2 separate regions of the Homo sapiens genome follow, and region 2 is linked to region 1. A link is a loop called in an ENCODE intact Hi-C map of the cell type or tissue named here. Cell type or tissue: HepG2. All regions are shown on one strand. Each heading gives the region's core, and the rest is flanking DNA. Links, peaks and the distances in the headings are about the cores only. Region 1 has its middle 28 kb from the start of XIAP. Region 2 has its middle 48 kb from the start of THOC2.

Region 1 (8,330 bases), core at 185-8,184:
AAAAATAAATAGGCAGGCATGATGGCTCATGCCTGTAATCCCAGCACTTTGGGAGGCCAATGTGGGCAGATCACCTGAGGTCAGGAGTTCAAGACCCGCCTGACCAAAATGGAGAAACCCCGTCTCTACTAAAATTACAAAAAATTAGCCGGGCATGGTGGTGCATGCCTGTAATTCCAGCTACTCGGGAGGCTAAGGCAGGAGAATCGCTTGAACTCGGGAGGCCGAAGTTGCGGTGAGCCAAGATCCTGCCATTGCACTCCAGCCTGGGCAACAAGAGCGAAACTCCGTCTCAAAAATAAATAAATCGGTCGGGTGCAGTGGCTCACGCCTGTAATCCCAGCACTTTGGGAGGCCGAGGTGGGAGGATCACGAGGTCAGGAGATTGAGACCATCCTGGCTAACACGGTGAAACCCTGTCTCTACTAAAAATACAAAAAAAAAATTAGCCGGGCTTGGTGGTGGGTGCCTGTAGTCCCAGCTACTCGGGTGAGGCAGGAGAATGGCGTGAACCCGAGAGGCGGAGCTTGCAGTGAGCCGAGATCACACCACTGCACTACAGCCTGGGCAACAGAGCGACACTCCGTCTCAAAAATAAATAAATAAATAAAGCCGGGCGTTGTGGCTCACCCCTGTAATCCCAGCACTTCGGGAGGCCAAGGCAGGCGGATCACCTGAGGTCAGGAGTTCGAGACCTGCGTGACCAACATGGAGAAACCCTGTCTCTACCAAAAATACAAAATTAGCCAGGCGTGGTGACACATGCCTATAATCCCAGCTACTCGGGAGGCTGAGGCAGGAGAATCGCTTGAATTCGGGAGGTGGAGGTTGCAGTGAGCCGAGATCGCGCGATTGCACTCTAGCCTGGGCAACAAGAGGGAAACTCCGTCTCAAAAAATAATAATACTACTAATAATTAATAAATAAAGTCCTTTCTACATTTTAAAATCAGGGGAAATATTTTGCATCCATCCTGCTTGCTCTGTTTTTTTACCTTAGTAATTATGATAGTATAGTTTTAATCCATTTTAATAGGTAAATTTACTTCATATTTTATAGATTTGTAGTGTTCTTATTTAAAATTAAATTTCCAGCAATTACATATTTGGGGTCTAGATACTATATTTGATGGAGGAAAACCAAATATACAGCATCTTATTCCATTTCCTTCACTTCTTTTTATAAGTCATCTCTTATCCTTCAAAATGCTTTCCCTCTTTTGGCTTCATCTCATTATCAAACACTTCAACAATATGGCTTCTACTATCCTAAATTATCTCATTCACTTTCCTTTTTGACAGTCTTCCACCCCATCCCAATTTCTCTCCTCCATCTTCCTACCTACTTTTTCTTTTTTTAGGAGATTAGGTCTCCCTATGTTGCCCAGGCTGGAGGACGGTGGCCATTCACAGGTACAATCATAGCTCACTGCAGCCTCTAACTCCTGGGCTCAAGTGATCCTTCCGCCTCAGCTTCCAGAATTGCTGGGACTACATGAGTGCACCACAGTGCCTGGCTATCTTCCTACCTACTAAGTGTTATGAAAGAAATTCTAATCAGGCCAGGCCTGGTGGTTCACACCTGTAATCCCAGCACTTTGGGAGGCCGAGGCGGGTGGATCACCTGAGGTCAGGAGTTCAAGACCAGCCTGGCAAACATGGCAAAACTCCGTCTCTACTGAAAATACAAAAATTAGCCGGGCGTGGTGGCACTCACCTGTAATCCCAGCTACATGGGAGGCAGAGGCAGGAGAATCGCTTGAACCCCGGAGGCGGAGGTTGCAGTGAGCTGAGATCATGCCACTGCACTCTAGCCTGGGCAAGAGTGAGACTCTGTTTCAAAAAGAAAGAAATTCTAATCATACTGCCTGGATTCCATACAAAGTCAGTTTCTCAATGGATAACCCTTAACATCCAACTCTGGAAAGGAATAGCCTTTGGGTCTAAGGCAGCCTCCTAGCTAGCAAATGGTTTGCCAGGATAGCAAATGGTTTGCCAGGATCCATGCATCACTTAAAACCCACAGCTTAAGGTTATATGCATGATGGAACTTGAATGTATTCCTTGAACTTTTGTAGCTTACTGGTTACTCTTTGCTCAGATCTCAGTTCCTGTTTGTTCACTCATCCCTTGCTGAGTGCCCCACGCCACACGCCGCACCATCTACTCCACCCACACCATTTTCCAGTTACTGAACCTTGCCCAACCCTTGTCGGTTGCCATGACTACTTCCATGCTAAGTCAGGACTGACTTCTCCGCCAGGAGCTTTTTTTTTTTTTTTTTTTTTTTTTGAGGCAGAGTCTCACTCTGTCGCCAGGCTGGAGTGCAGTGGCACGATCTCGGTTCACTGCAACCTCCGCCTCCCAGGTTCAAGCGATTCTCCTGCCTCAGCCTCCCAAGTAGCTGGAATAACAGACGCGGGCCACCACTCCCAGCTAATTTTTTTTGTATTTTTAGTAGAGATGGGGTTTCACCATGTCGGTCAGGCTGGTCTTGAACTCCAGACCTTGTGATCCGCTCCCCTCAGCCTCCCAAAGTGCTGGGATTAGAGGCGTGAGCCACCGCACCTGGCCCCACCGGGAGCTTTTTTTTAATTTAATTTTATTTTTTTGAGACGGAGTTTCGCTCTTGTTGCCCAGGCTGGAGTGCAGTGACGTGATCTTGGCTCACTGCAACCTCCGCCTCCCGGGTTCAAGCGATTCTCCTGCCTCAGTCTCCCAAGTAACTAGGATTACAGGCATGTGCCACCGCACCCGGCTAATTTTGTATTTTTAGTAGAGACAAGGTTTCTCCATGTTGGTCAGGCTGCTCTGGAACTCCTGACCTCAGGTGATCCACCCGCCTCGGCCTCCCAAAGTGCTGAGATTACAGGCACGAGCCACCGCGCCTGGCCCACTGGAGCTTTTTAAAACTCCTATATATTGAGACACACACTATACTAAATGCATCACATCCCTATCTCATTGAATGCTCACAACCTTATGAAGCATGAATTACCCCTTTGCTTTCAGCCAATGGTCATGCCTTCCATAATGTGGGAAAGAATGAGCCCATCCAACATAAGCTTCCCTAATTCCTCTCTTATCCATCTCAACCTTTCTCTGGAAGTTTTCTGCTTCACTTCATTTTCTCCAATTGTGAAAAAATATCAACTAGACAGAGACAGAAATAAAGAGGCATCTGAGAGACAGACATAGTCAGTCCATGGTCTCAAGAAGAACAGACCTTTTTTTTTGAGACGGAGTTTCACTTTTGTCACCTAGGCTGGAGTGCAATGGCGTGATCTCGGCTCACTGCAACCTCCACCTCCAGAGTTCAAGCGATTCAACTACCTCAGCCTCCCGAGTAGCTGGGATTACAGGTGCCCGCCACCACACCTGGCTAATTTTTGTATTTTTAGTAGAGATGGGGTTTCGCCATGTTGGCCAGGCTGGTCTCAAACTCCTGACCTCAGGTAATCCACCTTAGGTGCTGGGATTACAGGCATGAGCCACCATGCCCGGCCAGATGGCTTTGATTTTATCTTTGCAACCACCATTCCTATCCTGATGACTCCAGACCCCTCCCTGATAAGTTTCAAAATAATGGCTCCAAATGTCCCATCTCCCACCACAGCTGCCCTTGCCTCAGCTTTGAGGAAAGCATACCACACTCTTCTTTACGTTCTATCACATTTGGTCACTGGCTGAGAGAAGCCCCTCGGATCATCTATCCTTTCCCTTCCTTTCATCTCCACACTGTTCTGTTTCCTCCCCAACACAAATCCACAATGCACCTCTCCCTCTCAGATTTTTCCACTGCACCATAGGGAATTCTCATTCAAAGATAGACAAACTCCTTTCCATGGAAACGTTCCCACTTTCTAGCTCTAAATGAAACATTGCTCTCTCCTCAAGACACCACTGCCCTGCATCTCCCTCCAGGGGAGGCCACACATTTATTCATTTTCTACATATTACAAGACCCAGAAGGCGGGCGTGGTGGTTCACGCCCATAATCCCAGCACTTTGGGAGGCGAAGGCAGGCGGATCTCTTGAGATCAGTTTGAGACCAGCCTAGCCAAAATGGCGAAACCCCGTCTCTACTAAAAATACAAAAATTAGCCAGGCATCATGGCTTATGCCTGTAGTCCCAGCTACTCGGGAGTCTGAAGCAGGGGAATCACTTGAACCTGGGAGGTGGAGGCTGCAGTGAGCTGAGATTGCACCACTGCACTCCAGTCTGGGCAACAGAGCGAGACTCTGTCAAAAAAAAAAAAAAAAAAGACCCAGAGGTAGGGTTGGTATGCTCTTACTACTCTGTCACTATTTCTAAGCTGTAACTCTTCCAACATTGCGTCTTTGAAGTTCATGTCACCCAGTTTTTCTTCTTCATTGCAGTCATCTAACAACCTACTGGCCAGCCTCTCACTGGATATATTGCCACCTGTATCACAGTCTTCCTCTACTAAATTGGCCATCAACCTGGATGACTTCAGTGTTCTTATCAATAAACATCCATCTTGGGCACTTAATGTCTAGGTTGGGGAGTCTAAGATGGCAGCATTTGAACAGCCTTTGCTGACTTAACCTTCTGGTTTCTTGGTGGTTTCTCATTATAAAAGCACTGCATTTGAACAGAGACTCAGCCTTGTGGTGTCCGGTATAGAGAATCGAGGATGGTGTCAGTTCTAAAAAAAAATCTGAATTTTTTTTCAGCAGCTGACTAGATATCTAAGTATCTTATATGGGGAATTGTCTGGGAAAGGTGTTTAAGCAAGAGTTGCAGCAGACAGTCTAGGCTTATCTAGCAAGAATGTATTCAAATCAGCTCTATTACAAAGGGATGACATTGAATTAAAGTTCCATGATGTTGATAAATAAAACAATATTTCATCAAATATTTCCTGAGAGCCTACTACATGCTAGGTACTGTCCCAGAAGCTGAGGACAAAGGAGAAAGAAAAGAAGACATTATCCCATTGCTCAAATTAGTTTATAACTGTTTAACATAAATCATCCAAATATCAAGTAGAGGTAATGATACCCACTCCACAGGGTAACATTGTTTTGAGTTTTAAATGAGAGCATTAATGTACAGCAAATAGCTCAATGTATACATGGTCAGTAAATGGTAAAGGCATGGGGCTATTATGAATTCTCTGCACCTCCCAAATATGACCACCAGGTGTCAGCCTCCCCTAGCCAAACCCTACCAGGTGAAGGGTGTCCAGGTTGTCTATCCTCTCCAACACTAGAGGAAAGAGCAAAGGATCTTGGTGCGACGATTTACCCTTCACCTACTGCTGTTCTGAGCTACTTAGGTGCACAAATATCAGCACCGATTTTTTTTTGAGATGGAGTTTCGCTCTTGTTGCCCAGGCTGGAGTGCAATGGCGTGATCTCGGCTCATTGCAACCTCCGCCTCCCAGATTCAAGCGATTCTCCTGTGTCAGCCTTCCGAGTAGCTGGGACTTCAGGCGTGTGCCACCATGCCCAGCTAATTTTTTTGTATTTTTTAGTAGAGACGGGGGCGGGGGGGTTCGCCATGTTGGCCAAGCTGGTCTCGAACTCCTGACCTCAGGTGATCCACCCGCCTCGGCCTCTCAAAGTGCTGGGATGACAGGCGTGAGGCACCTCACCCAGCCCAGAAATATCTTAGTACCTATTTTAGGTGAGAACTTGCCTGCCTACAGACTAAACCCAGTTGTGCAGTCTCCCTAGACATGGAAATTTGGAAATGTCCAAGATAAGGTCAAGGAAAAACAGAAAAAGAACGTTCAAGGCAAAGAAGAGCAAAAAAGTGGAATCAGGAAAAAGCCAGGGAGAGAATGAAATAGGAGGAGGAAAGAAGAGATTTAGAGAGAGGAAAAGATAAAACTTTTCTTACTCAGTCACCTCTCCAGGGCCTCACCAAAAGCTGTGCCAAAGCCCTTTCATTTAAGCCACCAGCAACCTGAAACCCCCACCTCCCAGGCTCCTGCCACAGGTCAAATCCCTTTTTAATCCTTGTAATCCCACTGATTCTCTAGCTGGCTTTCTCTTGGATATATTTCAGAGAGGAGCTTTAGAGTCCCTGGCAAAGAACTCATCATTCATTTTTGGCCCATGTAATTTCTACTTTATATATGAGCTTCCATCTTTTCCAGACTTCCCTGTTCTCCCCATTAGAAACTATATTTCCATTTTTTGAGAGACACTTTTCCCCCACTTACAATAGCCTCTTTCACTTTGCTAGTTCACCAAGCTGCAGGTTTTATTTCCCAAGTGCATAGTATTTTTTATCATTGGCATACATTTTTTTCAGGCTTCCAAAAAGTATTTTTAAAGTAGTCCACAGGCTTCCTGTGGGTTATTGACTTTTTGAATGTTAGTCTTAATTTGTCCTAATGTCTAGTAACATGTGGCATACCCAAACAGGAGTAAGCCTTGTTCGGACACCATCCTGAAGCAGGATTGTTGACTCAGTCTGCTCTCTTTGGGCAGAAACCTGGCTGTAACTGAGTTAGGCCCATCCACCGGTTAAGAGCTCTTTACTTCACACAGAACAGATCTTTGCTCAGGAATTTCTAAAGAAAACCAGAAGGAGGCCAGGCGCCATGGCTCACGCCTGTAATCCCAGCAATTTGGGAGGCCAAGGAGGGTGGATCACTTGAGGTCAGGAGTTTGAGACCAGCCTGGCCAACATGGTGAAACCCCTTCTCTACTAAAAAAATACGAAAATTAGCTGGGTGTGGTGGTGTGCTATGCCTGCAATCCCAGCTACTCAGGAGACTGAGGCAGGAGAATCGCTTGAACCCGGGAGGCGGAGGTTGTGGTGAGCCAAGGTCACGCCACTGCACTCCAGCCTCGGTGACAGAGTGAGACTTTGTCTCAAAAAAAAAAAAATTAAAGCATATTGCAATTCACGTAAAGGCTAAATTTATGAACTAATGAACTACCGCTAATTCCTCCTCACTCTTAGCAAGAAATGGTTAAGGGAAGTGAAGCAATTTCTAGGACAACATAAGGATTCTAGGAATTTACAGCCAGTTACCTGAAAAGTCTGAACTTGGATTTCTTCCAAATAATGACCAATCCAGGTCATTGCCTGATCAATCACAAGAGGCCTGAGCCTACAAGGCCATGTCCCACCTCTCAACTCTCCCATGGGAGGCTGTCATGAGACAATTTCCCATCGGCTCTCAGGCTCTGATGAGGAATGGAGCTTTCTGCCTCACTCCCACATAATATAAAACTGCTTTTAAATATAATACATAAATAAAAATTTATAAAATGCACATTGTATAAATATTAAATATAAATTTATATAAATATATATCCTGCATACTATAAAGCTGCAGAACATAAAACCTCCAAGTGGTAGCTGTGAAGGGACTCCTCCCAAATACAATGTCCCACAACACACATTGCAGTCATCTGGCCCCTTTTTGCTTCATTGTCATGTTTTTTTGTTTGTTTTTGAGACAGATTCTCACTCTGTTGCCCAGATTGGAAATGCAATGGCGCAATCACAGCTTACTGAAGCCTTGAAATCCTGGGCTCAAGCAGTCCTTCTGCCTTAGCCTCCTGAGCAGTTGGAACCACAGGTGCCTGCCACCATGCCTAGCTAATTTTTATTTTATTTTTTGTAGTGACGGTGTCTCACTATGTTGCACAGGTTGTTCTTGAACTCCTGGGCTCAAGTGATCTTGCAGCCTTAGCCTCCCAAAGCACTGGGATTATAGGCATGAGCCACCGTGCCCAGCCAGTGTTGTATTTTTAGTGTTGGGGACAATGATTCACAGGGAGCTCTCACCTAGGTTTAGTCTTCTTTTTGCTGTCTAAGTAATAAAATGTCTAAATCTAGAATGACTCATTGTTTCTTTACCAACCAAATTAGTCAGCTCTTGGCCCTTGCCTTGCCTTTTTTTTCTTTGAGACAGAGTCTCCCTCTGTTGCCAGGCTGGAGTACAGTGGGGTGATCTTGGCTCACTGCAATCTCCGCCTCCCGGGTTCAAGCGATTCTCCTGCCTCAGCCTCCTGAGTAGCTGGGATTGCAGGCATAGTACGCCACCACACCCAGCTAATTTTCATATTTTTTTAGTAGAGACGAGGTTTCACCATGTTGGCCAGGCTGGTCTCGAACTCCTGTCGCTGGGACTATACAGGTGCGTGCAACCACACCCGGCTAATTTTTTTTTTGGTAGAGACGAGGTTTCTCCATGTTGGCCAAGCTGGTCTCGAACTCCTGTAGCTGGGACTATACAGGCACGTGCAATCACACCCGGCTAATTTTTTTTAGTAGAGACAAGGTTTCTCCATGTTGGCCAGGATGGTCTTTTGACCTTGTGATCCACCCGCCTTGGCCTC
Region 2 (8,330 bases), core at 90-8,089, 52 kb before region 1:
GTGGCGCCCACCTGCAGTGTAGTCGCAGCTACTCAGGAGGCTGAGTTGGGTGGATAGCTTGAGCCCAAAAGGCCGAGGCTGCAGTGAGCTATGATCGCACCGTCGCACTCCACCCTGGAGACAGAGAAAGACCCCATCTCAAAAACAAACAAAGGAACAAACAAACAAAAAACTTGGCTTGTGTCATGCTTCGAAACCCCTCACCTGCTTTTTTCTTTGCTTGTTGTTGTTGTTGTTGCTGTTAAGAGATAAAGTCTCTCTGTAGCCCAGGCTGGAGTGCGGTGGTGTGATCACAGCTCGCTGTAGCCTGGAACTCCTGGGCTCAAGCAAGCCTCCTGCCTCAGCCTTCCGAGTAGCTGGAACTATAGGCACGCACCACCATAACCGCCTAATTTTTTAATTTTTTATTTATTTATTTTTTTTTGAGATGGAGTTTTTGCTCTGTTGCCCAGGCTGGAGTGCAGTGGCATGATCTCGGCTCACTGAAACCTCTGCCTCCTGGGTTCAAGCGATTCTCCTGCCTCAGCCTCCCAAGTAGCTGGGATTACAGGCGCCTGCCACCACACCCGGCAAATGTTTGTATTTTTACTAGAGACGAGGTTTCACCATGTTGGCCAGGCTGGTCTCGAACTCTTAACCTCAGGTGATCTACCCTCCTCGGCCTCCCAAAGTGCTAGGATTACAGGCGTGAGCCACCACGCCTGGCCGTGATCTACTTTTAATTTGGACTAGTGTAACTCCTTCATGCAATAAACTGAAAAGAGTCATTTTGTCTGTCAGGCCTCTGAGCCCAAGCTAAGCCATCATATCCCCTGTGACCTGCACGTATATATCCAGATGGCCTGAAGCAACTGAAGAATCACAAAAGAAGTGAAAATGGCCTGTTCCTGCCTTAACTGATGGCCTTACCTTGTGAAATTCCTTCTCCTGGCTCATCCTGGCTCAAAAGCTCCCCCACTGAGCACCTTGTGTCCCCCACCCCTGCCAGCCAGAGAACAACCCCCTTTGACTGTAATTTTCCACCACCTACCCAAATCCTATAAAACGGCCCCACCCCTATCTCCCTTCGCTGACTCTCTTTTCGGACTCAGCCTGCCTGCCCCCAGGTGATTAAAAAGCTTTATTGCTCACACAAAGCCTGTTTGGTAGTCTCTTTACAGCTCACACAAAGCCTGTTTGGTAGTCTCTTTACACGGACGCGCGTGAAATTGTCTATTCTTGAAGTACCTCATTTAAACAAAGGTCAAGGAGTAGGCACCTGGTAGTATCAAGCCTGAAACAAAGCAATAACGTGATGTTTCACCCAAGCCCAGAGTCCTAAGATCACAGACGACTAGGCTGTGTCTGGCAAGAAGCTCCTCAGCTCCCTCTCTGCAGTTCCCTGCCCTAAGCGAATGTCACCACCTGCTGAGAGCAACAGCAGCAGTACCACTAGAGGGAGCCTTTGGTGGTAAAAGAAAGATCCCCTGGTATCTCCAACCTAACCAAGAGGGCAGAGCTTAGAGAGGATACCTTCCCTTTGGTGAGGTGACAGGATATCTGGCTTGCCACAGATATCTTTTTTTTTTTTTTTTTTTTTTTGAGACGGAGTCTCGCTGTGTCCCCCAGGCTGGAGTGCAGTGGCGCGATCTCGGCTCACTACAAGCTCTGCCTCCCGGGTTCCCGCCATTATGCTGCCTCAGCCTCCCGAGTAGCTGGGACTACAGACGCCAGCCACCACGCCCGGCTAATTTTTTTGTATTTTTAGTAGAGACGGGGGTTTCACCGTGTTAGCCAAGATGGTCTCGATCTCCTCACCTCGTTATCCGCCCGCCTCGGCCTCCCAAAGTGCTGGGATTACAGGCGTGAGCCACCGCGCCCGGCCCACAAAGATCTTTTTGACCAGACATATGCTAGCTAAGGGATGTCCAAACACCAGAATGTGAAGCCAACCTTCCATCAGACTTAAACTTTTGACAGGAGAACAAATCTCAAACTGATGAATCAGTCATGTAGCTAGCTAGCTATAGAGCTTTCAACTTAAATTAGCAGCAGCTGCCCAATGCCATGTGAAGTAACAAACTGGTTTTTGGGTTTTTTTCCCTTTGGTTTTAATGTTATGTGTAATATATACATATATATATATATATATATATATATATTTTTTTTTTTTTTTTTTTTTTTTTTTTGGTTGAGACGGAGTCTTGCTCAGTCGCCCAGGCTGGAATGCAGTGGCGCGATCTCGGCTCACTGCAAGCTACGCCTCCCGGGTTCACGCCATTCTCCTGCCTCAGCCTCCCGAGTAGCTGGGACTACAGGCGCCCACCACCACACCCAGCTAATTTTTTTTGTATTTTTAGTAGAGACGGGGGTTTCACCATGTTAGCCAGGATGGTCTCGATCTCCTGACCTTGTGATCCAAAAAGTACTGTGCAGTTTTAAAATCAGAATGGTGATAAATATATAAATTAATTTGGGAATAATTACTACTTTTGCAAAATTCAATCCTTTGCTGTCCCTCTAGATTAATTTTAGTCTCTTTTTTTTTTTTTTTTTTTTTTGAGACAGAGTCTTGCTCTGTCGCCCAGGCTGGAGTTGGAGTGCAGTGGCGTGATCTCGGCTCACTGCAAGCTATGCCTCCCGGGTTCACGCCATTCTCCTGGCTCTCAGCCTCCCGAGTAGCTGGGACTACAGGCGCCCGCCATCATGTCTGGCTAATTTTTTTTTCTTTTTTTTTTTTTTTGTATTTTTTAGTAGAGACGGGGTTTCACCGTGTTAGCCAGGATGGTCTCGATCTCCTGACCTCATGATCCGCCCGCCTCGGCCTCCCAAAGTGCTGGGATTACAGGCGAGAGCCACCGCGCCCGGCCTAGTCTCCTTTATATAGGTGTTACACAATTTCTTCATTAATATCGTATTTATGAGTCACCTATAATGTGCAAGGCACTGTTTGTTCTTGTATGCTGGACATACAAGAATATGTCCCTGTTTTCATGAAGTTTACAATCTAGCTGGGGAGGGAGACAACATTTTTAAAAACAAGTAGCCGAGTGCGGTAGCTCACGCCTATAATCCTTGCACTTTGGGAGGCTGAGGCGGACGGATCATGAGGCTAGGAGTTTGAGACCAGCCTGACCAACATGGTGAAACCCCCTCTCTACTAAAAATACAAAAATTAGCCAGGCGTGGTGGTGCATGCCTGTAGTCCCAGCTACTCAGGAGGCTGAGGCGGGAGAATCGCTTGAACCCAGGAGGCAGAGGTTGCAGTGAGCCAAGATCGCACCACTGCACTCCAGCCTGAGCGACAGAATGAGAATCTGTCTCAAAATAAAACAAAATAAAATAAAATAAAATATGACAATTGGTGACAAGTGTTATAAGGAAAATAAACCTGGGTAAGAGCATAAAGAATAAAAGGAAAGGAATGCTATTTTACATAGGCTGATCAGGGAAGGCCTTTCTGATAGGTAACACTTCAGCAAAAACTTAAAGGAGGTGAATGAATCAGCCATGAGGATATCAAGGTAAAGAGCATTGCAGGCAGTAAGTACAAAGTCCTGAGGCTCAAGCATAACTGGCTTGTTTGAGGAACAGCAGGAAGCTAGTGTGACTGAAGTACAGGTGATAAGATCTGAGTGGTAACCAGGGATCAGGTTATATAAGTCCCTGTAGGTCATGGGAACGATTTTGGATTTTATTCTGAGTGGGTTTAAAAGACACTGGGAGGTTTTAAACTAAGAAGTGACATGTCTGATTTATTCTTTTAAAGGATCAGTCACTTTTATGAGGAGAATAGAATGGCAAAGGTGGAAGCTGGGAACTCAGTTAAATCCAGGAGATAGATGATGGTAGCTTGGGCCAGGGTGGTGGTGAGGGTAATTTGTGCTCAGAACAGAAAGAAGTGAGCCAGGGCCTCTTCCCTCCAGAGGCATTTACCAAGCAAAAGGTGTTCCTTAAGTGAGAGGGACACATGAGACAATGAGTTAGTGACCTGCAGCCACCAGGAAAGTAGACCCTGGACTCTGGATATCTCTCTCTCTGTGTGTGTGTGTCTCTGTCTCTGTCTCTCTCTCTCTCTCTCTCACACACACACACACACACACACACACTCTCTCTCTCTCTCTCTCTCTCTCTCTCTCAACTAGGATTCTGTTGTAGTCTTTGCTCCAGGGGTCATTTGCCCAGCCCAGGAAACAACTGATAGGCAAGCAGTGCTTTGGGGTGGACACTGGGAACTGAAGAAAGCAGCTGAAGCTGTCCACCAGCCAAAGGGGACTCCTAGTGCAAATTACACTCTTGTGCAGAGAGAACTCAAAGGACTACACTCTGGAATATGGAAACAAAAAATTCCTCAAGCTTTGTTTCCAGACCACTAATGCTTTCAGGTGAGTCATGACTAAGGCAAGCTTAGAGAGAGGCCAGAAACCCAGAGAGGTTAGCATAGCATGCAGGGATAGCTTTTAACCTTAAGGTGTTTGACCATTCCAAAGAGGTATGTGAGAAGCTGAGCTGCTCATTTGTTGGTTTATGGGGCTGGGGGACAAAAGGTGGAATCTAAGGTGTACTGTTCCCTGCTTTGGGTTTGGAAACTAGATAGCTACACCCTAGTAGTAAGGACGAACCAGAAGTAAATTAGCCTTCATGACCTCTATAGATCAGATTTATCATTTGAATGGCCCACAAAATACCAAGATTTAAACTTGGAATAAGGTAATCCCGTACTCTTCCCATACTATTAGTGCCCCAGGCACTTGGTAAGGAACAAAAAAATCCTTTCTGGGAAAAGATAATATTATTCCAAGTCTCAAATTATTTCTATAAATAATTCTTCAGGACCGGGCACAGCGGCTCACACCTGTAATCCCAGCACTTTGGAAGGCCAAGGCGGGTGGGTCACCGGAGGTAAGGAGTTCGATACCAGCCGGGCCAACATGGTGAAACCCCATCTCTACTAAAAATACAAAAATTAGCTGGGTATGTTGGCAGGCACCTGTAATCCCAGCTATTCGGGAAGCTGAGGCAGGAGAATTGCTTGAACCCAGGAGATGCAGTTGCAGTGAGTCAAGATCGCGCCACTGCACTCCAGCCTGGGCGACAAAAGCAAGACTCCATCTCAATAATAATAATAACAATAATTCTTCAAATAGGATATCCAACACATAACTAAGGATAATCAGGGGCCAGATGTGGTGGCTTACGCCTGTAATCCCAACACTTTGGGAGGCTGAGGTGGGCAGATCACGAGGTCAGGAGTTCGAGACCAGCCTGGCCATCATGGTGAAACCCCCGTCTCTACTAAAAATACAAAATTTAGCTGGGCGTGGTGGTGGGTACCAGTAATCCCAGCTACTTGAAAGGCTGAGGCAGGAGAATCATTTGAACTCGGGAGGCGGAGGTTGCAGTAAGCTGAGATCGTGCCATTGCACTCCAGCTTGGACAACAGGACGAGACTCCGTCTCAAAAAATAAATAAATAAATAAATAAATAAATAAATAAATAAATAACCAGAGCCAGGCACAGTGGCTCGTGCCTGTAATCCCAGCACTTTCAGGAGGCCGGGGAGGTGGCTCACTTGAGGTCAGGAGTTCAAGACCAGCACACCTGCAGTCCCAGCTACTCAGGAGGCTGAGGCATGAAAATTGCTTGAGCCTAGGAGGCAGAGGTTGCAGTGAGCCGAGATTGAGCCACTGCGCTCCATCGTGGGCAACAGAGTGAGACTCTCTCAAAAGAAAAAAGAAAAAAGATAACGAGACACACAGTGAGAGACAACAAAGATTGAGCAAGAAGCATCAGAAACAACAGACAATACAAATACATCTGCCATCCACTATGACTCTAGATACTGTTAAAACCCCTATTTAAATACTCCTTAAGGAATTAGAAACTGTAAGGTGATACTACAGATTTGAAAACAAACAAACCAACTGGCTGGGCGCATTGGCTCACGCCTGTAATCCCAGCACTTTGGGAGGCGAAGGCAGCAGGTGGATCACCTGAGGTCAGGAGTTCGAGACCAGCCTGGCCAACATGGTGAAACCCCATCTCTACTAAAAATACAAAAATTAGCCAGGTATGGTGGCACATGCCTGTGGTCCCACCTACTTGGGAGGTTGAGGTGGGAGGAGGATCACTTGAGCCCAGGAGGTTGAGGCTACAATGAGCCATGTTTGTACCACTGCACTCCAGGCTGGGCAACAGGGCAAGACCCTGTCTCAAAAAAGAAAAAGAAAAACTGTCAGTAGTAATAAAGTAGAATTTATTTAATCTTATAAAATAGCAAAATGGAATTTCCTTAATCTTAAAAGAAACCTAAAGCAAGCATCAAACTTAAAGAATAAATATTAAAAGCTTTCCCCTATTAATGAGGAATGAGACAATGATATCCATTATCACTATTTCTATTCAATATTTTACTAGGCACAAAACAGCAATAAAAAATAAAAAAATTAAAGGTAAAAATATTAAAGATTAGGGCTGGGCGCAGTGGCTCATGCTTGTAATCCCAGCACTTTGGGAGGCAGAGGCGGATGGATCCCTTGAGGTCAGGAGTTCGAAACCAGCATGACCAACATGGCGAAATTCCTCTACTAAATACAAAAAATTAGCCAGGCTTGATGGCGGGCGCCTGTAATCCCAGCTACTTGGGAGGCTAAAACAGGAGAATCCCTTGAACCCGGGAGGCAGGAGTTGCAGTGAGCTGAGATTGTGCCATTGCACTACAGCCTGGGCAACAAGCGCAAAACCTCGTCTCAAAAAAAAAAAAAAAAAAGAAAAAAAGAAAAAGAAAAAAGAAAAAGTACAGTAAATTATTATAATTAATTAGAGAGTTTAGCAAATTGCTGGATACAAAATTAGCATTCAAAAATAAATTATAGAAGTATTATAGAAGTAAATATTTGTGATCCTGGGATAGGAAATAGTTTCTTAGATAGAGCATCAAAAACACAAATGACAAAAGAAAAAAATAGATAAATAGGGCTTCATAAAAATTTAAAATTTTTGTACACCATAAGTCACCATCAAGAAAGTAAAAAGACAACCTACAGAATGGGAGAAAATATTTGCAAACCATATATCTGACAAGGGACTTTTATCTAGAATGTATAACCTTAACATTCAATAATCTTTAAAAAAAAAAAAGCCCAATTTGTTTTTTTGTTTTTTTTTTTGTTTGTTTTTTGTTTTTTGTTTTTTTTTGAGACGGAGGCTCACTCTGTCACCCAGGCTGGAGTGCAGTGGTGCGATCTCAGCTCACTGCAAGCTCCGCCTCCCAGGTTCACGCCATTCTCCTGCCTCAGCCTCCCGAGTAGCTGGGACTACAGGCGCCTGCCACCACGCCCAGCTAATTTTTTGTATTTTTAGTAGAGATGGGGTTTCACCGTGTTAGCCAGGATGGTCTCGATCTCCTGACCTCTTGATCTGCCCACCTTGGCCTCCCAAAGTGCTGGGATTACAGGTGAGAGCCACCACGCCCAGCCAAAAAAAAAAGCCCAATTTTCAAAAAGGGGCAAAGGGGCCGGGCACGGTGGCTCACGCCTGTAATCTCAGCACTTTGGGAGGCCAAGGCAGGGGGATCAGGAGGTCAGGAGTTCGAGACCAGCCTGGCCAAAGCGACCAGCCTGGCCAACATGGTGAAACCCTGTCTCTACTAAAAATACAAAAATTAGCCGGGCATGGTGGCAGTACCTGTAATCCCAGCTACTCGGGAGGCTGAGGCAGGAGAATTGCTTGAACCCAGGAGGCAGAGGTTGCAGTAAGCTGAGATTGCCCCATTGCACTCCAGCCTGGGCAACAGAGTGAGACTCCTACTCAAAAAAAAAAAAAAAAAAAAGTTGGCGGATGCGGGGACAGCAAAGGGCTTAAGTAGACATTTCTTCAAAGAAGATATACAAATGGCTGATAAAGACATTTAAAGATATTCAGGGCCAGACGTGGTGGCCCACATCTATAATCCCAGCACTTTGGGCTGCCAACGTGGGAGGATATCTTGAGCCCAGGAGTTCACGACCAGCCTGGGCAACATAGTGAGACTATCTCTACATAAAAACAAAAAATAAGGCTGGGCATGGTTGCTCACACCTGTAATCCCAGCAATTTGGGAGGCCGAGGCAGGCAGATCACCTGAGGTCAGGAGTTTGAGACCAGCCTGGCCAACGTGGCAAAACGCTGTCTCTACTAAAAACTACAAAAATTAGCCTGGCATGGTGGCGGGCGCCTGTAATCCCAGCTACTTGGGAGGCTGAGACAGGAGAATCGCTTGAACTTGGGAGGCCGAGGTTGCAGTGAGCCGAGATTGAGCCATTGCACTCCAGCCTGGGTGACAGAGCAAAACTCCATCTCAAAAATAAATG

What was found. Peaks named below come from ENCODE experiments on the same cell type or tissue, not always from the same donor. Only the 100,000 strongest peaks of a DNase experiment are listed, where the experiment ranks them.
Region 2: a loop joins it to region 1, with 6 times the contacts of the local background. A loop is called at or near these places in 7 of 110 quality-filtered maps.

The regions. Positions count from the first base shown.
Region 1 is chrX:123,828,379-123,836,708 of GRCh38, forward strand. No RefSeq gene overlaps it. Among named protein-coding and RNA genes, the nearest start is that of XIAP, 28 kb to the right of the region's middle. In HepG2, for the core only: a CTCF peak has its summit at 5,170 (motif pointing right); DNase peaks (open chromatin) are centred at 2,193 and 5,183.
Region 2 is chrX:123,776,523-123,784,852 of GRCh38, forward strand. No RefSeq gene overlaps it. Among named protein-coding and RNA genes, the nearest start is that of THOC2, 48 kb to the left of the region's middle. RefSeq lists enhancers at 1,455-2,247, 8,299-8,330. In HepG2, for the core only: a CTCF peak has its summit at 1,425 (motif pointing right); DNase peaks (open chromatin) are centred at 1,439, 3,569 and 4,089; H3K4me3 peaks cover 840 bases.